7 separate regions of the Homo sapiens genome follow, and all the other regions are linked to region 6. The links are chromatin contacts, found by Hi-C or POLR2A ChIA-PET in ENCODE. All regions are on one chromosome and are shown on one strand. The core of a region is the stretch at or near the end of the contact, and the rest is flanking DNA. Distances in the headings are between cores, read along the strand shown. Region 1 holds the start of SAMHD1 (SAM and HD domain containing deoxynucleoside triphosphate triphosphohydrolase 1). Region 2 holds the start of ITCH (itchy E3 ubiquitin protein ligase). Region 3 holds the start of E2F1 (E2F transcription factor 1). Region 4 holds the start of AHCY (adenosylhomocysteinase). Region 5 holds the start of ACTL10 (actin like 10). Region 6 holds the start of SPAG4 (sperm associated antigen 4). Region 7 overlaps MTCL2 (microtubule crosslinking factor 2).

Region 1 (3,158 bases), core at 604-3,103, 1.3 Mb after region 6:
GAACCTGGACGAGCAAGGGAAAATGAGCAGTGTAGCCCAACAGGACAGCATCCTACTGTGGTCAGCCGGTTCTCAAAAGAAACTGACCAGAGGGAGGCATATTCCACTGCTTTAGTGCCTGCCTGGTCAGATCTGGGGGTAAGCAAGAGTTGAGGGGCCCATAAGGGAAGAGAGAAGTCCGAATAAAGTTTGGTCAAGACAAAGCAGAAGCTAAGACATGAGCAATTGGGAACAGTTGGTCAGTTTTTACCAAATGAAAGCACATAGTGTCTTTGATAGCAATAGGTTGTAGGTTTAAGGAACACACATCATTCTGGAGGGTAACGAGTTAATCTACAAACCACTGAAACAGAGAGCCAACCACATTTTGAGACAGAAAATATGGAACTACTTCACTCCACTTGTTGCTAGTCAAAGAAAATAAAGTAATAATCCATCCCAGCAGTGGAGGGAAACGAAAGGGCAAAAGGGGGAAGAAAAAAAAAAAAGGAGAAATGCAATTTCCCATACCCATTCAAGCTATCTTTGGGTCCTGAACCACTAATGTTCCTCCTACCCCAGTTTCCAACCTAGCCAAACAGGGCCCCACCTAACAAATGCAAAAATTTACTAAATTTGCAAATCCCAACCACCAAAGAATCACCTTCCTATTGGACACCTAGAGGATATAAGGCAGGAGTCAAATCTCACACCCACCACAAAAAGTTGAGTAGAATTCACAAGGATGGATGCTTGGATACGAATCAGTAAAATATGATTAAAACTCAACCTAAACACTTCTCCAGGGGATGTGGCCAAACTGTGGCATGCTGGGGATTCAGTGGTCAACTGAACAACCCCAAGGTTCAGATTTTGGAGGGGAACCTGCTTTTAAAGAGCAAAACATGTTCCTTACCATGTTCTGCAAGTGCAGTCAACACACGCCTATCGGGCGCTGCTGGGATGCCAAGGAAGGTGATGGGAATTCAGAGATTAACCAAGCCAGTTCCTTCCCCTTCAGGAAAAGCCTCAATTCAGGGAGGAAACCGAAACCTAAAAGCCCCAGAACATCCTCTGATGTGGCAAGTGTTCAAGGAGCTGCGGTTAGCGCGGAGGGGTCCCGCGAGCCTGGATGACAGCAAGCCGCCCACCAAGGTCTGGGGAAAAATCTCCTTCTAACTAAAAAAAAGGGACCCGAGTCTCGCTTGTCCCGCGCCGGGGTGGCAAGTTAGTGAAGAAACCCACGAGAGTGAGATCCCAATCTACGACTGCCCCTCCCAGGTCCTCAATCCCGGGAGCCTGCTCCCATCCTACGAATCGCCTATCCCAGGCGACCCCATGTCTTCTTCCTCCGCCTCGGGGAGTCAGTCCCGGGAGCCCCATGCCGCAGGCCCTCCTGGGAACCCCCGCCGCAGGGCTCCCTCCCCCGCCTCGGGTCTTCCTTTCCTCGGCGCCCCCAGCGCAGGTCCGCCCTCCCGGGTGCCTCCCGCCGCAGGGCTCGCTCCTCGGCCTCGGTCCTCTCGTGGGGCCCCCTCCCTCAGGGCGCCTGGCCCGCGCCCCAGGTCGCCGCCCTTCGCCCCTCAGCCCCTCCGGAGCCGCTACCTCGGATGTTCTTCAGCAGCACCGGCTCTTCAAAGCCACCGCGCCTGAGGAAGGAGCACACCTGCTCCGGACCCCATGTCTTGTAGTCGGGATGGAGTTCCAGGCCCGGGGACCAGTCTGCCTCTGCGGAAGGGGTGTTTGAGGGGGTTCTCGGGCTGTCATCGCAACGGGGACGCTTGGAGGGCTGCTCGGAATCGGCTCGCTGCATGGCTACACCTGGCGTCCGGCACAGCAGTCAAGAACCTCGGCGCCGGACCCGCGCGCAGGCGCACTGACAGCAGGGCCCTGGCGGGGAGTCCAAGGAGTATTGGCAGCCTATTGGCCTCCTGCGCAGGCTCACTGACAGTTGAGCCCTTCGGGCAGGGCAGCCTAGCGGCTCTTGCCTTGGGCTCCCTGCGCAGGCGCAATGGCAGTCCAGTCGTCCTCAAATCAATCCCGCCAGGGCGCTGGACGTGAACGCGAAAGGGCGTGGCTAGAAGCAGAACTGAGGGCAGTGCTGGTGGAAAGGGGGAGGAAAGAGCGCGCCCGGCACCGCACCCCCAATTAGGGGCTCGTCTAGTGAATTGGGGGTATTCTCCTTCGAATGAGTACACTACCCGCCGCACCTTGGCCGGGTTTCAGATGCCCCAAACTTAAAAGAAGCCTAAAAGGCCGTCAGGCTGCCAGCACCTTCCCAGTGAAGAGGAAAACAGTCAAGGTGCTGAACTGGAAGAACCCGGAATGATTTCAAATGTGACTTGAGGGTGTCTTCATTCCACAGTATTGCTGGTCAACTAGAGGGCCCTGGGATACCTGTTGTCTGGTGTCCACACAGGAGGGGACTTCAGACTTCTTTCCAACTAGAGACAGAGCCCTCCATCCCAACTGCATTCCCAGAGGAAGGAAAGTGGCCAGTCTGATTACTTAAAATTTAACTTCTGAGGACTTTTACTGCCTGGTTGTAACAGCATGTGAAAATGGCAGGCATTTTCCCATCACTTAACCCCTCTGCGGCAGGGCTCAAACTTCCCTATAAATACTGGTCCATGCAATTGCCTGGTAAAAGGACATATCACTATTACTGTTAATAAAGCCAACACACCTTCCCAGCAACCAAGGCATAGACCTGTTTAGGGGGTCAAGGACGAATGAGGCGGAATAGCTTATCATCAAGCAGTATGAACTAGTGGTCTACTGGTGAGCCAAAATATTATTTGCAAACAGAGCTTTACTGTGTGCCAGGCACGGTTCTAAGGGCTTTACAAATATAAAATAATTTTATATTTATACATAATACTAAATGAATTAAGTACATTCATTAAATTATTTAAATATTAAATAATTTTTATAACTTCTAAGGGTTTTACAAATATTGTAAAGTTCTAAGGGCTCTACACATATTACTTCACTTAATTATCACAATTACCTTAGGATGTAGGAAAAAGTAATTTGCCGCAGGTCTTCTTTTTTTTTTTTGAGACGGAGTCTTGCTCTGTTTCCCAAGCTGGAGTGCAGTGGCGTGATCTCAGCTCACTGCAACCTCTGCCTCCCAGGTTCAAGTGATTCTCATGCCTCAGACTCCCAAGTAGCTGGGACTA
Region 2 (3,430 bases), core at 310-2,809, 1.3 Mb before region 6:
CCAAGCCTAGGAGTCTGAGAACAGCCTGGGCAACACAGGGAGTCCACGTCTCTACAAAAATAAAAACAATTAGGATAGTGTGGTGGCTTGAGCCTGGAGTCCCAGCTACTCAGGAAGCTGAGGTGAGAGGATCACTTGAGCCCAGGAGGTTGGCTGCAGTGAGCTATGATTGCACCGCTGCACTCCAGGTTGGGTGACAGAGCAAGACTCTGTCTCAAAAAAAAAAAAAAAAAAAAAGTCACTTTGAAAAATGTGACTTTCCAGATGGCAAAATACTATTTTCATTAGGAGGAAACAGGCTAAACAGTAATAGCAAAGGTCACTAAGTATTGAGCACTTAGTCATACCTCTGAGTCTCTGCCTGCATAGCCTATTATTTCTCACAAGCAATCCATGAAGAAGGTTAAGACAACGGACTTTCACGCCAGACTGCCTGGGTTCTTATCAAGTATGTGACTTAGTTTATATATTTGTAAAATGGGGATAATAATGGTATTTCTGTAATAGGTTTGTTGTGAGAATAAAGGGAGCTTGGTATCAGCTCTTAGAATACCGGACAGGCCACGTTGGCTCCACTAAGCTGTTGTCATCATCCCTAAGGGCACCCAGTTAAAAGGTAGAAAAGGGAGGATTTGAATCCGGTCAGTGTAACTCTCAAGTGTACATTTTTTTTCTTTTATTTTCTTTTTAACCACGCCCTTTAATGTACATTGTTAAAGGCTAAGCCAGGCCAGGTGCAGTGGCTCACATCTGTAATCTCAGCGATTGGGAGGCCCGAGGAGGGAGTATCGCTTGAGCCCAGGAGCTGGAGACCAGCCTGGGCAACATGGCGACACCGTGGCCCTATTCCCGCCCCATCCCATCCGCACTCCACCCCATCCCCATCTCTACAAAGAATAGAACAAAATTAGTCGGGTGTGGTGGTGCTCAACTGCTGTCCCAGCTACTCAGGAAGCCCAGGTGGGAGGCTCGCTTGAGCCCAGGAGTGTGAGGCTGTAGTGAGCTATGACTGCACCACTGCACTCCAGCCTGGGTGAAGGGTGAGACCTTATCTCAAAAAGAAGAAAAAAAAAGAAAAGGAAAAGAAAAAGAAAAAAGAACAACTAAGTTATAAACTAAGCTATATAGCCCATTGGTTCTCAAATTATGATTTCACTCACTAGCAGTATCACTAGACAGCTTGTTGGACATGCAAATTATCAGACCCTATCCTCCTATGCCAGATCTTCTGATCAGAAACTCTGGGGGTGGGGGTCAGCAGTGTAAGTTTTAATAAGCTCTCTAGGTGATTCTGATGCACACCATAGTTTGAGAATCACAGTCCTTATAGGCTCTGGTGGGCGGGGTGTTAAAAAAAAAAAAAAGCCTGGAGGTGCTGGGAGCCGCTCGCGCCCATCTCACCTGGAGCTGAGGAAAACTGGGATTTAACTGATTTACCACCGCAGCCAGCTCTTCAAGCCAGGGGCGGGCCGGACGGCTGGCGCGCAAGGCCTGCTGGGGCTTGTAGTCTAGACCACTTCCGCGCTCAGGCGCCTGCGCTTTAGCTGCTAACTCGCTCTAGTAGCTGTGGTCGGGGCTCGGGACCGGCTGCCATCTTAGTCTAGGGACTGAGGAGTCGCCGCCGCCCCGAGTCCCGGTAAACCCCCGTGGGCGAACTCGGGGCAGTTCTCGGGAGAGGGAGGGAGTCCGGATGAGAATGTTCGGGGAGAACAAGGGTAGAGGAGTGGGACGCGCGGTTCGGGACCCCAGAGCCGCGGCTGCTCCTTCTTCCAGAGCCGGTGTCTGTCGGGGGCGCGGGGAGCTCGGGCTACTGGCCCGGGCCGGGCGGTGGGGGTGGGCTGTCTGGACGTTCGGAGGGATCAGTGTCTGGCACAGGCTTCCGGAGGCCTTCGCCTCGCGGGCTCCAAGTTGTGAAAGGGCTGGGCCACGACGGGCGTGGGTACCGTCCGGCCCCTCGCCCCTCAGCCCCGCCTGGGGCCACTCTCCAGCGGTTCGGCCTACGCGCGGGGCCCGGCGGCGGGGCCGGCGCGGGCGACGTGGCCCTGTGAGGGGCGGCGGCCGGGTCCCCCGCCACCCAGCTGGCCTTCTCGAGACTTTTCCGAGCCCCCAGTCGCTAGAAGGGCCCAGCACAGCGGCTGCCTCCCCTTCTCTCTCCCACTCGCCTCCTCCTTCCATTGTCCCCCCGGCGTGGTGGTCCCGGCTCCGGCGCCCTCCCCGACGTCCGCCACCGTCGTGGCGGCGCCGACTTTTGCAGACGTGGAGCTGTCACTGCCCTTCCTCCGGAGAGTGCCCTTTTCTTTAGCAGAGAAAAGAAAAAAGTAGCCGTTGAACGTATTCTAAGGGTCGAAGCATGATGACATGACTTTTAAGTGGAGAACTCAAGTTTTCCAAGACAGTTCCCGTCCGCGACAGAAAAGAGAATCGCAGAATTTGTGCGCCCGAAGTAGACGCTGGGCCTAAAGTTAGTTGGACATGTAACCAGGTGAACTTGTAAAGGGCCAGGAATTCATTATCCCCAATAACAACGCAACCTTGTTTTCTTGGTTGTATTCGTATCCTAATCTTATTACATTTTCTGCCATTCTTCCACAGCTACAGTATACTTGGTTTGGAGTGGGGGATGGGGAATTGTGGGATTTTTGCCTTGAAAATTAGTAAGACCCTGGAGCCAGCCACCCACTTAGGTGGGTTCTCCTGCATCTTTTCCTGATAGAATTCGATCTTCAGGAAGTATGTAAAGGCAGTGTATTTCCATTCTCAAAATCGGCTAAGGAATGGTTTATCAGTTGAGGTGAAGTTCTCATGGCAGATCTGCTGAGAGCTTGCTATGTGTATTTACAGGTTTATTTAAGCTACGATTTATTTTTAAAATTAAGAAATGGGCCGGGTGCTGTGTGTGGCTCACGCCTGTAATCCTAGCACTTTGGGAGGCCGAGGCGGGCAGATCATGAGGTCAGGAGTTCGAGACCATCCTGACCAACATGGTGAAACCCCGTCTCTACTAAAAATACAAAAAAAAAAAAAAAAAAATCCTGGGCGTGGTGGCGCGCGCCTGTAGTCCCAGCTACTAGGGAGGCTGAGGCAGGAGAATGGCTTGAACCCGGGAGGTGGAGGCTGCAGTGAGCCGAGATCTCGCTGCTGCACTCCAGCCTGGGCGACAGAGCGAGACTCCGCCTCAAAAAAAAAAAAAAAAAAAAAGCAATGGGATGGGTGTGGTGGCTCACGCCTGTAATCCCAGCAATTTGGGAGGCCGAGGTGGGCGGATTACGTGAGCCCAGGAATTGGAGATCAGCCTGGGCAACATCGTGAAACCCCGTCTCTACAAAAAATACAAAGATTTGCCGGGTGTGGTGGCAGGCGCCTGTGGTCCCAGATACTCAGGAGGCTGAGGTGGGGGAATCACCTGATTCCGGGGGGTCGAGGCTGCGGT
Region 3 (3,577 bases), core at 615-3,114, 1.9 Mb before region 6:
CAGACTGCTCTCCCCACTCAAGAGCAGAATGACATGGGAAGATTCTAACATCTCTAGGCCTCAGCTTCCCAATCTGTAAAAAGGGACTGCTGCTGATGGGGTTAAATGAGTTAATTAAGTAAAGCGCTTGGCACAGAGCCTGGCACACAAGACATCCTCAAAACAATGGTGGCTGCTATTGTTATTATTATTAGCATTGTGGTGATTCCGGAAGGCAGCACTGGGCATGGGGCCAAGGGGGTTGGGGGAGCCTCCTCAGGATGCCTCAGGGACCAGCTGCCACCCACACCCCCATCAGCAGTTAGGCAGCTTCTACCTCCTTGTCCTGAGTCCTGCCTCACCCCTCCCACTTGCTCCAAGTTCCCTGCTGAGACCCCATCCTGCCTGGCCAGACCCCGCCTGCACACCAGAGCCCCACCTTCACCCATAGGCTGCGCCAGTCAAACTGGTCTCCACACCCTGCCCTGTGCCCCACAGTTCCCAGCTCCAGGCTTCTACGCCTCCAATCCCTTCTCCCACTGGAATTCAGCCGCCTCTTCTGGGCCCTCCAGTCTGAATTCGTCTTGAGCTCAGCGATCAGGGAGGGCTTTATTAAAGGATCTCCCTGAGACATTTTCTCTCCTGGCACTGGGGGCCTCCTCTCCAGCTCCCAGAGGCCCAGCCCACCTAGTCCTTCTACAGAGACTCAGGGGTCGGCCTGCCTGATTAATGAGGTTCCATGGCAACCAGGGCCTGGGAGGGTGGAGGGTGGCAGATGGAAGGACAGGCAGAGGGAGGGGATCAGCAGCTGGTCCAGCTGCCCCGCCCCTGCAGAGAAGGCCTCCCAGCCAGGAGGGCTGTCCCCAGAGGCCTGGCCGGCCAGGCCTGCACCTGGCAGTCAGCATCGAGGCAGGAAGGAGGGTCTCCTCAATGGCTCACCAACGGTTAGGCCCCAGGACTTTCCTCCGCCCCGCCTTCACTTCCCCTAGCAGCTGTGCTCACTACCGAGATGCAAATTCTGAGCTGAAGCCAGCAGGCCTCAGTTCAAATCCCAGCCCCACCACCTGCAGCCGTGTGACCAGGGGCAAGTCACTTTCCCTCTCTGGGCCTCAGTTCCTCCTCCGTCAGATGGGCACAGTGACAACACAGCTCACAGCGGGGTTGTGAGTTTTAGCTGGCTTGAAGTCGCCCAAAGGCCTGGCATGCAGTAAACGCCAGTTGAATACACGTGGGCTATTATTATCACTGAGTCCGACGCTGGGGAGGCTCCGGTGAGGAAGCTGAGGCGCAGAGCACAGAGCAGCAAACAGGGACCGGCCCGAGGTCACCCCGCACCCCAGGGCGGGGCCCGGAGGCCCAACCCCGGCTCTGCACCGCCCAGCCTGGGCGCCTCAGTCAACCCCTCCCCCGCCCCCTGCCGCCTCCAGGCCAAACACGGCGCCCTCCCGGGTCTGCGCGGGGGGCACAGGCGGCGCTGTCGGCGCGGCGTCCCTGGGGTCCGTACCGGCGGGCGGCCGAGCGCGGGCCGCGGCGCACTGGGTGTGGGCCGGGGCGCCTGCGGTGTGGCGAAGAGCAGCAGGTCAGGGTCGCAGGGGCCGGCGGCGGGCGCCGCGGGGCCGGTGGGAGCCGGCGGGGCGCTGGCGTCCTGCGCGGCGGAGATGATGACGATCTGCGAGGAGTCGAGCAGCCGCAGCGCGCCGGCCCCGAGCAGGGCCTCCAGCGCCGGCGCGCATGGGCCGCCCGCAGGGGCCCCGGCCAAGGCCATGACGCTCACGGCCCGCGCGGCCCGGGTGACAGGCGGCGGCGGCGGCGCGGGCCCATGGCGGCAGGCCTCGGCGAGGGCTCGATCCCGCTCCGCCCCCGGCCGCCGCTGCCTGCAAAGTCCCGGCCACTTTTACGCGCCAAATCCTTTTTGCCGCGAAAGAGCCACGAGCCGCCGAGCGCCGCCACAATTGGCTGCCCCGGCCGTGACGGGAACAACGGCGGCGGTTCCTATTGGCTTTAACGCGCCGGACCCGGCGGCGAGGGGCGGGATGGGGCGGCGGCGCGGGGCGGTACGGCCAATGGCGGGGCGGGGCGCGCGCAGGCTTTGTCCGGATGGTACCAGGCGCGGTGTGACTCCCCGCCCCCAGCCCGGGCGTCCCCTGCTGGAGGCGTGGGGACACCGGAACATAGGCCCCGCCCCGCCCCGACGCTCCCGCATCCCACTGACCTTTCTATAGTGCAGGTTCAGAACAGAGCCTCTCTTCTGCACGTGACCCTCAACCTGTAGCCCCCAACAGCCTCAGCTTAGATTTCCAGAGACTGTCCCCTCTTCTTTTCAGGATCATCAGTTCCACAGCCCAGCCATCAGCCACCTCTTCCATCCTCAACTTGCCTCACCCATGACATTATCCTAATCCTGCACCCAGCCCTATCCCGCTCACCCAGAGCCCAAGCTGAAGAGCGGTGCCTGGAAATGGCGAGGGGGACGTCGGGCTTTCCTGCAAGTCCCATTTTAGCCAAAATCTCCAACAGCCAACGTATAGCATCTGCTTGAACTCATTCATTCCCTCACTCATTCAACAAACGTTTGGAGAGCTTGCTCTGTGCCCCATCCTCAATTCGTGGCCCTAAGGAGCTCACAGTCCAGTAGACAGGGGAACAGAAAGGTAACAGACGTTTACAATACGATGAAGTGGCGTCTGGGCGCGGTGGCTCACCACCGGAATCCCTGTAATCAGCTGGCGGGGTGGATCGCATGAGCCCAGGAGTTCGAGACCAGCCTGATCAACATGGTGAAGACCCATCTCTACAAAAAATACAAAAATTAGCCAGGCATGGTGGCGTGTGCCCGTAGTCCCAGCTACTTGGGAGGCTGAGGTGGGAGGATTGCTTGAGCCCGAGAAGTCGAGGCTGCAGTGAGCTATGATCATGCCACTGCACACCAGCCTGGGCGACAGAGCGAGATCCTGTCTCTAAAACAAAAAAAGAAAACACATCACTTCTAGGGAGCCCTCCCAAGGATTTACTCACTTCCTCTATTGCCCACTGCTGCCTCTGCTCCAATGCTGACCACACACACTCCTTTTCTCCATCTGCCTCCCCTGCCAATCTAGGAGCTCAGTAGCGACTCCTCCCAACACTGGTCTGGCCCAGAGCAGGCGCTGAGAAAGGTTATGAAAGAAACAGAGGCTAAGCCAGAGGCTGCCTAGACTGTGACAAGGAGACCACGGTTCTGCAAGGGTGGTCCTTAGGCCACTGGCTTCAGAACCACGTGGTCACTTGCTAATTTTGGGCCCACCCTGGCCCTGCCAATTTAAAATCTCTAGGTGCCCAAGAATCTGCATTTTAACAATGCCATGTCCCCTTTCCAGGTGATATTTGTTATTCTTTTTCTTTTTTTTTTTTTGACACTTAGGGAATTAGAAAAGCCAGTATCTTATTTTTTTTTTCCTATTTATTTTATATAGACGAGGTCTCACTATGTTGCCCAGGGTAGTCTCAAACCCCTGGGCTCAAGAGATCCTCCCGCCTCAGCCTCCAGCATAGCTGGTACTCCAGGTGACTGCCACCTCACCAAGCTTCCAGGTTATTTTTATGCATACTCACATTTGAA
Region 4 (3,164 bases), core at 4-2,503, 1.3 Mb before region 6:
ACAGTCCTCCTGCCTCAGCCTCCCGAGTAGCTGGGAATGAAGGCGCCCGCCACCACGCCCAGCTAGTTTTTGTATTTTTGGTAGAGATAGCGTTTCACCACGTTGGCCAGGCTGGTCTCGAACTCTTGACCTCAAGTGATTCGCCCACCTCGGCCTCTCAAAGTGCTGGGACTACAGGGGTGAGCCACCACACCCGGTCCAATAGTGTCAAAGTTACTTGAAAAGCTACCAGCCAAACTGAACTGGTTTTTGCTGAAAATTCACTAGGATTGTTCCGCGTGTATTCGCTTGCACACAGTGGTGAAAGGGTGCGCTCAGAGATCTAGATGGCCTGCGTTCCAATCTTGCTCCATCACCACCAGCTGTAAGACTGAGGGCAAGTTACCTCTGCCTCAGGATTCTCATCATAAAATGAGAACAGTTTCCCTATAGAGCCATGAGACTAGAATAAAGCTAGAAGGCAGTGCCGATCCCACAGGAAACACTAAGTAAACGTTAACTATCCCTGTATTACACTTCAATCGGTGGGACAGCAGGATTTTTCAAACCACTCCAAATTTTCTTCGAGATTTCTGCAAGGCTGCCCCTGCTGGAGGGGTGGGGGACCCCACAGGTTGGGTAACTGGCCCAAAGTCCCAGGGGAGAGGAGGATCGGAGCCGGCCTGGGGCTCGCTTTCCAGGCCTCTCCTCATACACCCTCCGGGGTGCCCTCGCCGTCCCTGTAGGAGGCCCAGAGAGGGGTGGACGCTCGTCGGGGCCGCCCAGCTGGACAGGGTCCGGTCCAGGCCTAGGAGGCCGGGCGCAGGCCCCCCGAGCAGGGTCCGGCAGGTGCCAGCCGTCCCAGGCCGTGGCCAGGTGTGCTCTCCCGCGGAGCACGCCGCCAGTTTGCGGCTCGCAGACCGCGCGGCGGCCCCGGCGTCGCGGGGCATGCTGGGACTTGTAGTCCACGGCCACCCGGAACGGCCCGCTCATGGCCGCGCGAGAACTCCAACTTCCAGCTGGCTTCGCGCGGCCAGAAACGCGCCGAGGCTGCGATTCCAGGGGGTCCAGAGAGCCCCGAGTCGGCCCTGCAGCCCCCGCCACGAACAAGCCCCGGGCGGGTGCCGGGCGGCCGCAACCGGCTGCAGGTCCTGGGACTCACCGACTTTGTAGGGCAGTTTGTCAGACATGCTGGCGGCACTCGTGATGGAAACGGGCGAAGGGGGCTGGGCCTCAGTCTGGGAACAGGAACTGGGCGGGCAGCGCCGAGCAGGGATATGCGCGTGGCGCCGACGCCTTTAAATATCTTCCTCGCACTTGCATATTCATGACCCGCTGGGGCGGGGCCCAACGCGCAGGGCGGAGCCGGAGGGGATTTCGATCCCTGAAAAGAAGCCTCAGAATTTCACAAGGCGTGGCCCCAGGAGTCTCACTCACCGGTCCGGAAGGGAGCGCCGGGAGAGGCCTGAGAGCCAGCCGGGCCGTCCTCTCGCTGGTTCAGCCAGTTGATTCAGTGTCAAAACCCAGCGGAACTGAAATTCCGCCAGTTCACTTCCCTGTGCCTCAATTTCCTCATCTGTAAAATGGGCCAAATGACATCTGCCACACAGATTATTATAAGTAAAGTTGCAGGCCAGGCGCGGTGGCTCACACCTGTAATCCCAGCACTTTGGGAGGCCAAGGCGGGAGGATCGCTTGAGCCCAGGAGTTCAAGACCATCCTGGGCAACACAGTGAGACCTGAACTCTACAAAAAAAAATTAAAAATTAGCCGGGCGTGGTGGCGCGCGCTTGTGGTCCCAGCTACTTGGGACGCGGAGGCGGGAGGGAGGATCTTTTGAGCCTGGAGATCGAGGCTGCAGTGAGCTATCATCCCACCACAGCACTTGAGCCTGGGCGAAAGGGCAAGACCCTATCTCAAAAAAACCAAAACAAAGTTAAGTTGCCATTTGTCAGGTACCTACTGACATCCCAAACATTCGCCTTACTCCAAGTAACCAACACCCTGAATTTAAGTAAGTTTGCATACATTTCTTATACTTTTACTGCATCCGTATATCATTAAATAGTTCTGTGTTTAGCACCTTTATATATCAACCGTATTTACCCTTCTGCAACTTGCTTTTTTCTGTGAGCATTATATTTATGAGACTCATGCATATAGCTTGAGTATATTCATTTTTGCTGCTGTATAATTCAGTCATCCCAGGCATGGGAAGGGGAAATTGGTTTCAGGACCTCTGTGGACTCCAAAACCCTTCTATGTTCAAGTCCCTCATATAAAATGAGGCAGTATTGGCATATAACCTATGCACATTCCTCCGTACACTTTAATCATCTCTAGATTACTTATAACTAATATAATGTAAATGCTATGCAAATGGTTGTTTTGTAATTTGTATTATTTTTATAGTTATGTTTTTTTAATTGCTTTTTTTCCCCTGAATTTTTTTTTTTTTTTATGGAGTCTCACTCTGTCGCCCACACTGGAGTGCAGTGGCACCATCTAGGCTCGCTGCAACCTCCACCTCCCGGGTTCAAGCAATTCTCCTGCCTCAGCCTCCCGAGTGGCTTGGATTACAGGCACGCACCACCACACCTGGCTAATTTTGTTTTTTCTTTTTTTGAGATAGAGTTTGGCGCTTGTTGCCCAGGCTGGAGTGCAATGGCATGATCTTGGCTCACACCAACCTCTGCCTCCCGGATTCAAGCGATTCTCTTGCCTCAGCCTCCCGAGTAGCTGGGATTACAGGCATGAGCCACCACGCCTGGCTAATTTTGTATTTTTAGTAGAGACGGGGTTTCTCCATATTGGTCAGGCTAATCTCGAACTCCCGACCTCAGGTGATCCGCCAGCCTCTGCCTCCCAAAGTGCTGGGATTACTGGCGTGAGCCACCGTGCCCGGCCTCTACTCATTTTTTAACCTAAAAATGAGAAAAGAATTAAACTCTTCTGGCCGGGCGCGTGGCTCACGCCTGTAATCCCAGCACATTGGGAGGCCGAGGCGGGCGGATCACGGGGTCAGGAAATCGAGACCATCCTGGCTAACAGGGTAAAACCCCATCTCTACTAAAAATACAAAAAAAAAAAAAAATTAGCTGGGCGTGGTGTCGGGAGCCTGTAGTCCCAGCTACTCGCAAGGCTGAGGCAGGAGAATGGCGTGAACCCGGGAGGCCGAGCTTGCA
Region 5 (3,327 bases), core at 444-2,943, 1.9 Mb before region 6:
CAGATCACGAGGTCAGGAGATCGAGACCATCCTGGCTAACACGGTGAAACCCCGTCTCTACTAAAAATACAAAAAACTAGCCAGGCATCATGGCGGGCGCCTGTAGTCCCAGCTACTCGGGAGACTAAGGCAGGGGAATTGAACCCAGGAGGCAGAGGTTGCAGTGAGCTGAGATCACACCACTGCACTCCAGCCTGGGCAAGAGAGCGAGACTCCATCTCAAAAAACAAACAACACAATGCAGTGCACATCCTGGGTTCCCCACAGCCCCGCAGTCAGATTCTGTTCCTGAAACCTGATTTCACCCTTGCTCTTGATATCCATAACATGTAAGATCCTTTCAATAAAGTCCTTATTTTGGGTTACATTCACCTGAGTCTTCTACCTGCAACCAAACTGGTCCTCAGGAGGATGAGGCTTTGCAGAGACAAGAAGTGACCTCTTTCCTGTGTGGGGGGATTATTACTACCTTTTGGAGGAGAAAACCGAACCCAGAGAAAGATCAAGACTTGCTTAGGACTGCACAGTGAGTCAGCTTCAGAACTGAGTCTTGCTGGGTGCGGTGGCTCACACCTGTAATCCTAGCACTTTGGGAGTCCAAGGCAGGTGGATCACCTGAGGTCAGGAGTTCGAGACCAGCCTGGCCAACGTGGCGAAACCCTGTCTCCACTAAAAATACAAAAATTAGCCGCGTATGGTGGTGCATGCCTGTAGTCCCAGCTACTCAGGAGGCTGAGGCAGGAGAATCACTTGAACTCGGAAGGCAGAGGTTGCACTGAGCTGAGATTGCAACGCTGCACGCCCAGCCTGGGTGACCGAGACTCCGTCTCAAAAATAATAATAATAAAAAAAAGAACTGAGTCTCAAACTGAGGCCCACGTGAATCCATCCGTGGAAGCCCATAAAGGTAGGGCCAGAGCCTCTCGGGGGCTCTTCAGGGAAGCTGCAGATCTGTGATGAAAAAGCTTTTTCTTCAGCACTGGGAGGGGTAGGGGGCCACACATCTGGACAGAGTACATCAGATAATTCTAAGTGGTTTGGGAAAGGAATCAGACTGTGCTGGGCTGCTGAAGCCAGACCCCTGGATGCCAAAATCACTGCCCTTGGCTCTGTCCAGAAGAGAGGATGGGTCCAGGGAGTTGTCATAAGGTAGGGAGCTGCGAAGTGCAGCTGCTGGGGAGTGAGGTCACAATGAGCCCAATCCAAGTTCTTTTCTGCCTTCTGACCAGCCCCTCCCCTCTCCACAACCAGGAACTTCCGTCAAGCCCAGGTGAGAGGTGCCAGGAGGCTGCCTGGGTCCTCAAGGGGGATATATGTCCAAATGGCCTTACCACAAGGCCCCTTCGCCCTCAAAGTTCTGCTCCTCCCGGGGGCTTCTTAGGATCTAAAAGGATCAGTCCTAGCCATCTCGTCAGCCATCTCAGCAAGGGCTGACGGGGCGGAACAGCAAAGCAGAGGCGGGTCCTGAGAGCGTGGAGCCTGAAGCCCGGCGCCAGAGGGAGACCAAGAGGGTGAGATGCGGCTGGAACCCAGCCAGAGCGGAGACTGAAGCCTGAACTAGGGGCCGGGCCTCAGGCCTAGGAACTAGCCACGAGCTGAAAAGGAGGCGGATGGCCCGGACAGAAGAGGCGGGGCTTTCAGACCAGAGGGCGGAGCCAAGAGCTGAAAAGGGTGGTGATTTGGTCCAGAAGAGGAAGAACTTAGGCTCCGGAGGCAGAGCCAAAGGCTGAAGGGGACTACTCCCTAGGACAGAGGCCGGGAGGTATCGGGCCGACGAAGCCGAGTGGCGCGGAGGAGCGGAGCCTTCAGCCCCGCGGCTGGGCCGAGCCCGAAGGTGGCGTCGGTGTCGGGGAGCCGCCGCGTGCACCGGCCGTCCTCCCTGGGCCGCATCGCGGTGGTGGTGGACCAGGGCTCGGGCTTCACCAAGGCGGGCTTCGCGGGCGAGAACCAGCCGCGCATAGTGCTGAAGAGCTCTAGCTTGGTGCCCAGCTGGGACCGGCCGGTGCTGCCCGGAGCGCCGGGCTGCGAGCTGGCGGGCGGCGTGGCGCGGGCGCACCCCATCAAGCACGGCGTGGTGGCGGACTGGGAGGCGCTGGAAGGGCTGTGGGAGCGCCTGCTGGTGGGCGGCCTGCGGGTGTGCCCAGAGCAGTGGCCCGTGCTGGTGAGCGACTCGCCGTTGGCGCCGCCCGCGGGCCGCGAAAGGGTGGCGGAGCTGCTGTTCGAGACCCTGGCAGTGCCCGCGTGCCACATGGCTAGCACCGCGTTGCTGGCGCTCTGCTCCACCGGCGCGTTCAGCGGGCTGGCCGTGGAGGCGGGCGCGGGCGTGTGCCACGCCACGCCCATCTACGCGGGTCACTCGTGGCACCAGGCCACCTTCCGACTGAACGTGGCAGGCAGCACCCTGTCGCGCTACCTGCGGGATCTGCTGGTGGCGGCGAACCCTGACCTCTTGCAGCAGGCCCTGCCCCGCAAGGCCATCACACATCTCAAGAAGCGCAGCTGCTACGTGTCCCTGGACTTCGAGGGCGACCTCCGCGACCCCGCCCGCCACCATCCGGCCAGTTTCAGCGTGGGTAACGGGTGCTGCGTCTGCCTCAGCAGTGAGCGCTTCCGCTGCCCCGAACCCATCTTCCAGCCGGGCCTGCTGGGCCAGGCTGAGCAGGGGCTGCCCGCGCTGGCCTTCCGGGCGCTGCAGAAGATGCCCAAAACGCTGCGGACACGCCTGGCAGACACCGTGGTGCTAGCCGGCGGCTCCACACTGTTTCCTGGCTTCGCCGAGCGCCTGGACAAGGAGCTGGAGGCGCAGTGCCGGCGGCACGGCTACGCGGCCCTGCGGCCCCACCTGGTGGCCAAGCATGGGCGTGGCATGGCTGTGTGGACCGGCGGCTCCATGGTGGCCTCCCTGCACTCCTTCCAGCGCCGCTGGATAACTCGGGCCATGTACCAGGAGTGTGGCTCCAGGCTGCTGTACGATGTGTTCAACTGAGTCAGGCTGGACTGGGGGGGGTGGCACTGCGTTGGGGGACAGCTCTCTATCTAAAGAGTCAAGTGTTTGGAGCTGGCAGGGTCCTCCTGGAGGTTGGAGCTGACTGGATGGGTCACCCCCATACCCTTTCTGGGCCAGGAGAAGGTATTTGGGACCCATGGGACCCTCATTTTGAACTGCAGTTTGAATCTCCCCAACCACTGCCAGTTCAGAGAATGCCAGTCCAGCTGCCTACCCACAGGGCCCTACTTTATGGCAATAAAGGTGATGCCCCACTTGTGTCCATGCCACAGATATGGGAGTTCCTCCAAACCCTCGTCATGTACCATTTGGACATACAT
Region 6 (3,500 bases), core at 703-3,202:
CTGCAGTATCTGCAGTAGAATCACAAGGTGTGCCTGGGAAGCTGAATTTCTATAAGCTGCACTGATATTCTGTTACATAGCAAGAGTTTGGGGACCTCTAGTCTTCTGGCTGTGACCATCTGATTCCTCATTCTTTCCTCCATGGCTCAGGTGTGCAGCCTGAGTGTGGGTATGACGATTGGTGGGTGCTGAATTCTCAACCCACAGACCCCTGGGAAAAATGGGTCTGGAGGAGGGACCCACAGATCCTGAATGAGCTCTCTGACCTGATGTCTAGGATGAGAGGAGGGGGCTGAAGGGCTTGCAGAGCAAAGGGGACTAAGTATTTAGAAGTGCCCTGAGTGATGCCCTGCTCCTTCTTAACATTCATTATTTGCAAATATTTGAGCACCTACTACATGCTAGGCTTATCTAGGTGCTGGAGGATACAGTAGTGAATGAAAATCTGTGCCCTGATTAAGTTTATGTTCTAGTGGGCATGGCAGGCAATAAGGAAATAAATAAATGGGCCAGGCATGGTGGCTCACATCTGTAATCCCAGCACTTTGGGAGGCAGAAGTGGGTGGATCACTCAAGCTCAGGAGTTGAAGACCAGCCTGGGCAACATAGCGAGACCCCATCTCTACAAAAAATACAAAAATTAGCTGGGTGTGGTGGCGCAAGCCTGTAGTCCCAGCTACTCGGGAGGCTGAGGCGGGAGGATTGCTTGAGGCCGGGAGATGGAGGTTGCAGTGAGCTGAGATCATGCCACTGCACTCCAGCCTGGGCAACAGAGCGAGACTCCATCTCAAAGAAAGAGAGAAATGAAATATATAGCATGTTAGTGACACGTGCTGAGGAGAAAAACAAAACAGGGAAGGGGGATAGAAACTGGTATTTGCTAAGTGCAATTTTAGATGGGGTTTTCTAGGAAGTGCTGTGACGTCATCACTTGCTTTAAAAGAGGCCAGGCGCAGTAGCTGACTCCTGTAATCCCAGCACTTTGGGAGCCCCAGGCAGGCGGATAACCTGAGGTCAGGAGTTCACGACCAGCCTGGCCAACATGGTAAAACCCCGTCTCTACAAAAATACAAAAATTAGCCAGGCATGATGGCGGGTGTCTGTAATCCCAACTACTCGGGAGGCTGAGGCAGGAGAATCGCTTGAACCCGGGAGGCGGAGGTTGCACTGAGCCGAGATTGCACTACTGCCCTCCAGCCTGGGCGACACAGCAGGACTCTGTCTCAAAAAATAAAAATAAAATAAAAATAAAAATGCTGGGCGCAGTGGCTCATGCCTGTAATCCCAGCACTTTAGGAGGCCGGGGCGGGTGGATCACCTGAGATCGGGAGTTCAAGACCAGCCTGACTAACATGGAGAAACCCCGTCTCTACTAAAAATACAAAATTAGCCAGGCATGGTGGTGCATGTCTGTAATCCCAGCCACTCAGGAGGCTGAGGCGGGAGAATCGCTTGAACCCGGGAGGCGGAGGTTGCAGTGGACCAAGATCGCGCCATTGCACTCCAGCCTGGGCAACAGAATGAGACTCCATCTCAAAAAAAAAAAAAAAAGAAAGAAAGAAAGAAAGAAAGAAAGAAAGAAAGAAAGAAAGAAAGAAAGAAAGAAAGAAAGAAAAAAACTGTTATAGACTGAGTGCCATTTTAGATGGGGTTTTCTGGGAAGTGCTGTGACATCATCGCTTGCTGTAAAAGAGGCCGGGCGCGGTGGCTGACGCCTGTACTCCCAGCGCTTTGGGAGGCCGAGGCGGGAGGATCGCTTGAGCCTAGGAGTTCGAAGTTACAATGAGCTATGATCAGGCCACTGCACTCCAGCCTGGGCAATGAGAAAGACCCTGTCTCTTAAACAACAACAAAGTCAGAAGGAGAGGCTGCCATGGCTACGGCTCCAGGTGACGTCACGGCCAGCTCCGTGACGCGCGGCCAGGGCAGCCCGCGGAGACCGAGGCTCCTCTGTGACGTCAGCAGCCGGCCGGGACACAGCGGGAGGGCAGGTGCGGCCGCGGGGCCTGCCGACTTCACGCAGGGTCCGTGGGGTCCCCGCGGCGCGCAGCGGCTGAAGGAGGCCCCAGGGCCTTGGCGACCGCAGCGGCGGCTTTAGCGTCAGTGACTAGGCAGCAGGGGGTCAGGATGCGGCGAAGCTCCCGCCCGGGCTCGGCCTCGTCCTCGCGCAAGCACACGCCCAACTTTTTCAGCGAGAACAGCTCAATGAGCATCACCTCGGAGGACAGCAAAGGGCTCCGGTCAGCGGAGCCCGGGCCTGGGGAGCCCGAGGGCAGAAGAGCCCGGGGCCCGAGCTGCGGTGAGCCCGCCTTGAGCGCGGGAGTGCCCGGAGGAACCACATGGGCAGGAAGCTCTCAGCAGAAGCCAGCGCCTCGGAGCCACAACTGGCAGACAGCCTGTGGCGCGGCAACCGTGAGGGGCGGGGCCTCGGGTGCGGGCGGGGTCGACCCCGGGTGAGCCAGTGGAGGGGGCGGGGCCTAAAGGGCGGTGCTGGGCGGGGACGGGGCTAAGATGATATCTGGGCACCTCCTACAAGGTGGGTCCTGTAGGGTAAAGGGATGGTGCTAAATGAGATCCCTTAAGGGGCGGAGCCTCGGTGTCCTGGACGGTTATGGGAAGGGGCGGGGAAAATCTTGTGGTTGGGTGCCACTGAGGGGGCGCGGCCTCAATGTTAGCGTGAGTGGCTCCCAGGACAATTGGGTTCCACCAAGATCTAAGGCTGGGGGCGGGTCATCCGTTTGGGGGAGGGACCAACTCTTTTTTTTTTTTTTTTGCAACGGAGTTTCGCTCCTGTTGCCCATGCCATGCAATGGCATGATCTCGGCTCACCGCAACCTCCGCCTCCCGGGTTCAAACGATTCTCCCGCCTCAGCCTCCCGAGTAGCTGGGATTACAGGCGTGCGCCACCATGCCCGGCCAATTTTTGTGTTTTTAGTAGAGACGGGGTTTCTCCGTGTTAATCAGGCTGGCCTCGAACTCCCGACCTCAGGTGATCCGCCCGCCTCGGCCTCCCAAATCGCTGGGATTACAGGCGTGAGCCACCGCGCCCGGCCAGGAGACCAACTCTTGACGGAGCCTCCCTGAGGGGCGGGGCTTCAGAGGGCGGAGCTGGAGCCGGGATAGGGCTGCGGTGGGACCAAAGCCTGTGAGAGACTTCCCAGCTGTCTGGCTTGTGGACTGAGCAATCTGCGGCCCGGTCTCGAGGGGAAAATAGGTCTGTGGTCCGCAAGGCCCCAGTGGAGCCCTTGGGTTCCCGCAGAACCGACTGGGTCTCCAGTAGTCTCTGAGGAGCCGCTCGACCTTCTCCCGACCCTGGATCTGAGGCAGGAGATGCCTCCCCCGCGGGTGTTCAAGAGCTTTCTGAGTACGGGCCAGGCCAGCTGCGATCCCCTCTGACCCTCGGGTTCCCCTCTCCGAACTCCAGTTCTCTCTGAGCCCCCGGCCCCCGTTTGAGTATCGAGCCCCTCTCCGAGCCTCAACTCATTCCTAGCCCCCATCCA
Region 7 (3,222 bases), core at 656-3,155, 1.2 Mb after region 6:
AGCAAGGAGGCCAGGGCAGCTACTGGGTTAATTTGAGGCTGAGGAAACTGACAGGAGTCAACCACATGGTACTGTGAAGGGCCAAATAGAATTTGGGTTTGGGATTTGTTTGCTTGCTTTTGTTTTGAGATGGGGTCTCACTCTGTCACCCAGGCTGGAGTGCGGTGGCAAAATCTCAGCTCGCTGCAACCTCTGCCTCCCAGGCTCAAGCCACCCTCCCACCTTAGCCTCCCAAGTAGTTGGGACCAAAGACACACAACCCCACATCGGGGGTGGGGGGTGGGGTGTGTGTGTGTGTGTGTGTGTGTGTGTGTGTGTGTGTGTGTGTATACAGGGTTTTGCCATGTTGCCCAGGTTGCTCATGAACTGAGCTCAAGCAATCTGCCTAGCTCAGCATCCCAAAGTGCTGGGATTACAGGCATAAGCCACCATGCCTGGCCTGGGTTTGGGTTTTAAGCAGAGAGGGTAAGAGTATGACCTCACTTCCTGAAGGCAGCTTCTGCTACCGCTGTCATCAGCTTCCAGCTGTTCCTCACTTCTCCTTTGTAATCATTATTAGCAAATTTGCAATTCTATGTTTAATAGTTTGTCTCCCAGCCAAACCATGAGTGCCTGGAGGCAACCCCATTTGGCCTAGCAGGTGGTAGCCTCCCAACAAATATTAACTGAATGGATGCATGCATGTTTAGTCAGGTCAAAAACAACAAAAAAGACATACGAATGTGCAACAATCATTAGATACTAAGTGTAAGGGGGAGGGAAGTAGAATTACGCAGAAGAAATGCATAATTATTATGTCTCATACAAATGTGAAAACCTAGTCACAAATGGGAATGATAATACCTACTCTTAATGTGACCGAATGATTTAAATAAGATTGTATACTAAGAAGGGAAACTGGCCAGGTGCGGTGGCTCACGCCTGTAATCCCAGCGCTTTGGGAGGCCAAGGCGGTCAGATCGCCTGAGGCCAGGAGTTCAAGACCAGCCTGGCCAACATGGTGAAATCCCGTCTCTACTAAAAATACAAAAATTAGCCAGGCATGGTGGTGGGCACCTGTAATCCCAGCTACTCGGGAGGCTGAAGCAGGAGAATCATTTGAACCTGGGAGGCAGAGGTTGCAGTGACCCAAGATCATACCACTGCACTCCAGCCTGGGCAGCAGAGCGAGCCTCTGTCTCACAAAATAAAAAAAAAGAGAAACAGAGTCACCAGGGATGAATGACCTGCTAAAGGCATCCCTGAGGAGCCAGGGGAAGCACCGAGGATGGCAGTGATGGAAGCAGGGGTGGGGGGTCCAAGGGGCAAGAAGGCCTCTGTGGGCCCTGGAGAGGGCAGATCTGGAGAGCCGGATTCCTCAGCTCTCCCTACCCGTCTTTCCCCAAAGAAAACGGAAAGGAAGGGACTGGGAAGTGGGGTCTCGTATTCCTCCCTCCTCATGCTGCCACTGGGAGGAGGGAGTGTCCACTCTGCTCCCGTCAGAGGGACACCTCTGGCTTCTGTCCGAGCACCCCTCACCACACCCTCGCTGGGGCTGGGAGGAAGGGGGATCTGATTTTGTGCCTGTGAAAGGAACAAACATGGGGTTCTCTCTCTTCACTCCTGCCTGCCCAGATGGGGAGGACTGCTCTGCTCTTCCAATGGTCAGCCTGGTAGGATGGCTCCCTGTGAGGAAGGGGGTACGACTGGGGTTGCCAGCGCCCCCTGAGGCTGGATGGATTTAACTCAGAGTCAGGGTTAGGGAGCCCTGCCCTCCAGGCCAGTTCTCACAAGCTCGAGAGGTTTTCCTGCCCATCGGTTTGACTCCTGGGGCTGCAGAGAACAGTCACTTTGCCAGCCCCCCACCCCCACCTCCACCCTCATAGACTCACCACCCCACCAGCATACCACGTGGACAGAACCAGAGTGGAGAGGAGGAAGTGGAACAGTAAATGATCACACCAGTTAAAAAAATGAGGAAGTGAAGGATCCACGCGCTGTTTCAGGCAGCCGGTGAAGGAAGCATGAAGGAAAGATCACTCAGGAAGTGCAAGCCGGTAGGCTAGGCCAGCCTCCAGATGGATCTGTGTTCAAATCCTAGCCATGCCGGTTACCAGCACCTCACTTATTATCTCTAGAAAGTTAAAATGACAGGATATGGTGATGGAAAGAATAGGAGGGTCTAAGTGGACCCCAAGCTCAGGTTGAACCAAGGGGAAATGCACACAACCCTATGATGCTGGGCTACATTAACAAATGCATGACATTTAGATCATGGGAGGTAACATCTCTTACACAAGATCACACCCAGAGCACTAGAGTCATTTTTGGAAATCATTTTTTTTAACTTTTAAATGACTGATTTTCTTATTTATAAAACAGGCCAGGTCGGGCACGATGGCTCACGCCTGTAATCCCAGCACTTTGGGAGGCCAAGGCCGGCAGATCACGATGTCAGGAGTTTGAGACCAGCCTGGCCAACATGGTGAAACCCCATCTCTACTAAAAATATAAGAATTAGCCGGGCGTGGTGGTGCACGCCTGTAATCCCAGCTATTCAGGAGGCTGAGGCAGGAGAATTGCTTGAACCCAGGAGGCGGAGGTTGCAGTGAGCTGAGATCATGCCACTGCACTCCAGCCTGGGTAACAGAGCGAGACTCTGTCTCAGAAAAAAATAAAATAAAATAAAATAAAATAAAGCACTGGCAGGGCACAGTGGCTCACCCCTGTAACCCCAGCACTCTGAGAGGCTGAGGCAGGAGGATCACTTGAGCCCAGGAGTTGAAGACCAGCCTGGGCAACACAGTAAGACCTCATCTCTACAAAAAAAAAATAATAATAATAATAATAATAACAACAATAATAATAATGTATTACATCCAAATAGGCCGTGACTTTAAAAATGGCTATCATTGGCCAGGTGCGGTGGCTCATGCCTGTAATCCCAGCACTTTGGGAGGCTGAGGTGGATGGATTACCTGGTCTGGTAGTGCACCTGTGGCCCCAGCTACTTGGGAGGCTGGGGTGGGAGGATTGTTTGAGCCCAGGAGGTTGGGGTTCTGTTGAACTATGATTGCACCACTGCACTCCAGCCTGGGTAACAGAGCAAGAACCTGTCTCTAAAAGTAAAACATGATCATAGAGACAGTTTTGAAAATAGAGAAAACAGGCCAGGTGCAGTGGCTCACGCCTGTAATCCCAGCACTATGGGGAGACCGAGGCGGGCGGACCATTTGAGGTCAG

What was found. Hi-C counts contacts between places; a loop is a spot of excess contacts on that map. ChIA-PET counts read pairs that join two places held with the same protein, here RNA polymerase II (POLR2A). Pooled maps may share reads with other maps.
Region 1: a loop to region 6 is called in a pooled map, with 10 times the contacts of the local background. The contact joins the promoter of SAMHD1 here to the promoter of SPAG4 in region 6. A Hi-C loop is called at or near these places in 7 of 50 pooled maps.
Region 2: a loop to region 6 is called in a pooled map, with 10 times the contacts of the local background. The contact joins the promoter of ITCH here to the promoter of SPAG4 in region 6. A Hi-C loop is called at or near these places in 8 of 50 pooled maps. POLR2A ChIA-PET finds 5 or more read pairs at or near these places in 2 of 52 experiments (Caco-2 and PC-3).
Region 3: a map of OCI-LY7 shows a loop between it and region 6 (8-fold over the local background). The contact joins the promoter of E2F1 here to the promoter of SPAG4 in region 6. A Hi-C loop is called at or near these places in 1 of 168 maps with a recorded cell type or tissue (OCI-LY7) and 6 of 50 pooled maps. POLR2A ChIA-PET finds 5 or more read pairs at or near these places in 1 of 52 experiments (A673).
Region 4: a pooled map shows a loop between it and region 6 (21-fold over the local background). The contact joins the promoter of AHCY here to the promoter of SPAG4 in region 6. A Hi-C loop is called at or near these places in 3 of 37 single-sample maps with no recorded cell type and 7 of 50 pooled maps. POLR2A ChIA-PET finds 5 or more read pairs at or near these places in 2 of 52 experiments (H1 and PC-9).
Region 5: a loop to region 6 is called in a pooled map, with 5 times the contacts of the local background. The contact joins the promoter of ACTL10 here to the promoter of SPAG4 in region 6. A Hi-C loop is called at or near these places in 7 of 50 pooled maps. POLR2A ChIA-PET finds 5 or more read pairs at or near these places in 2 of 52 experiments (A673 and activated CD4-positive, alpha-beta T cell).
Region 7: a pooled map shows a loop between it and region 6 (6-fold over the local background). The contact joins the enhancer-like site here to the promoter of SPAG4 in region 6. A Hi-C loop is called at or near these places in 2 of 37 single-sample maps with no recorded cell type and 6 of 50 pooled maps. POLR2A ChIA-PET finds 5 or more read pairs at or near these places in 1 of 52 experiments (naive thymus-derived CD4-positive, alpha-beta T cell).

What each region holds. Positions count from the first base shown.
Region 1 is chr20:36,949,855-36,953,012 of GRCh38, forward strand. SAMHD1 (SAM and HD domain containing deoxynucleoside triphosphate triphosphohydrolase 1) reads right to left here and starts at 1,854. Exons shown (of 16, transcript NM_015474.4): 1 at 1,582-1,854. The coding sequence starts at 1,789. RefSeq lists a silencer at 1,349-1,568.
Region 2 is chr20:34,361,714-34,365,143 of GRCh38, forward strand. ITCH (itchy E3 ubiquitin protein ligase) reads left to right here and starts at 1,560. Exons shown (of 25, transcript NM_031483.7): 1 at 1,560-1,636. RefSeq lists a silencer at 1,865-2,094.
Region 3 is chr20:33,684,521-33,688,097 of GRCh38, forward strand. It overlaps E2F1 (E2F transcription factor 1), which reads right to left and starts at 1,865. Exons shown (of 7, transcript NM_005225.3): 1 at 1,484-1,865. The coding sequence starts at 1,744. RefSeq lists silencers at 1,235-1,594, 1,705-2,204.
Region 4 is chr20:34,302,102-34,305,265 of GRCh38, forward strand. It overlaps AHCY (adenosylhomocysteinase), which reads right to left and starts at 1,254. Exons shown (of 10, transcript NM_000687.4): 1 at 1,142-1,254. The coding sequence starts at 1,169. RefSeq lists a silencer at 629-858 and enhancers at 1,429-1,478, 1,499-1,618.
Region 5 is chr20:33,665,250-33,668,576 of GRCh38, forward strand. It overlaps ACTL10 (actin like 10), which reads left to right and starts at 1,694. Exons shown (of 1, transcript NM_001024675.2): 1 at 1,694-3,276. The coding sequence starts at 2,249. The coding sequence ends at 2,986. All of the region lies in intron 5 of NECAB3 (N-terminal EF-hand calcium binding protein 3), which reads right to left. RefSeq lists enhancers at 1,387-1,606, 2,417-2,496 and a silencer at 1,737-2,066.
Region 6 is chr20:35,613,877-35,617,376 of GRCh38, forward strand. It overlaps SPAG4 (sperm associated antigen 4), which reads left to right and starts at 1,953. Exons shown (of 12, transcript NM_003116.3): 1 at 1,953-2,431; 2 at 3,260-3,364. The coding sequence starts at 2,128. RefSeq lists a silencer at 1,999-2,728 and enhancers at 3,159-3,428, 3,459-3,500.
Region 7 is chr20:36,841,591-36,844,812 of GRCh38, forward strand. The region is part of intron 1 of MTCL2 (microtubule crosslinking factor 2); the gene reads right to left. Among named protein-coding and RNA genes, the nearest start is that of MTCL2, 20 kb to the right of the region's middle. RefSeq lists an enhancer at 70-129. Within about 2 kb of position 1,906, at least 17 of the 41 ENCODE cell types and tissues checked have a DNase peak (open chromatin) inside an H3K27ac peak, as active enhancers do.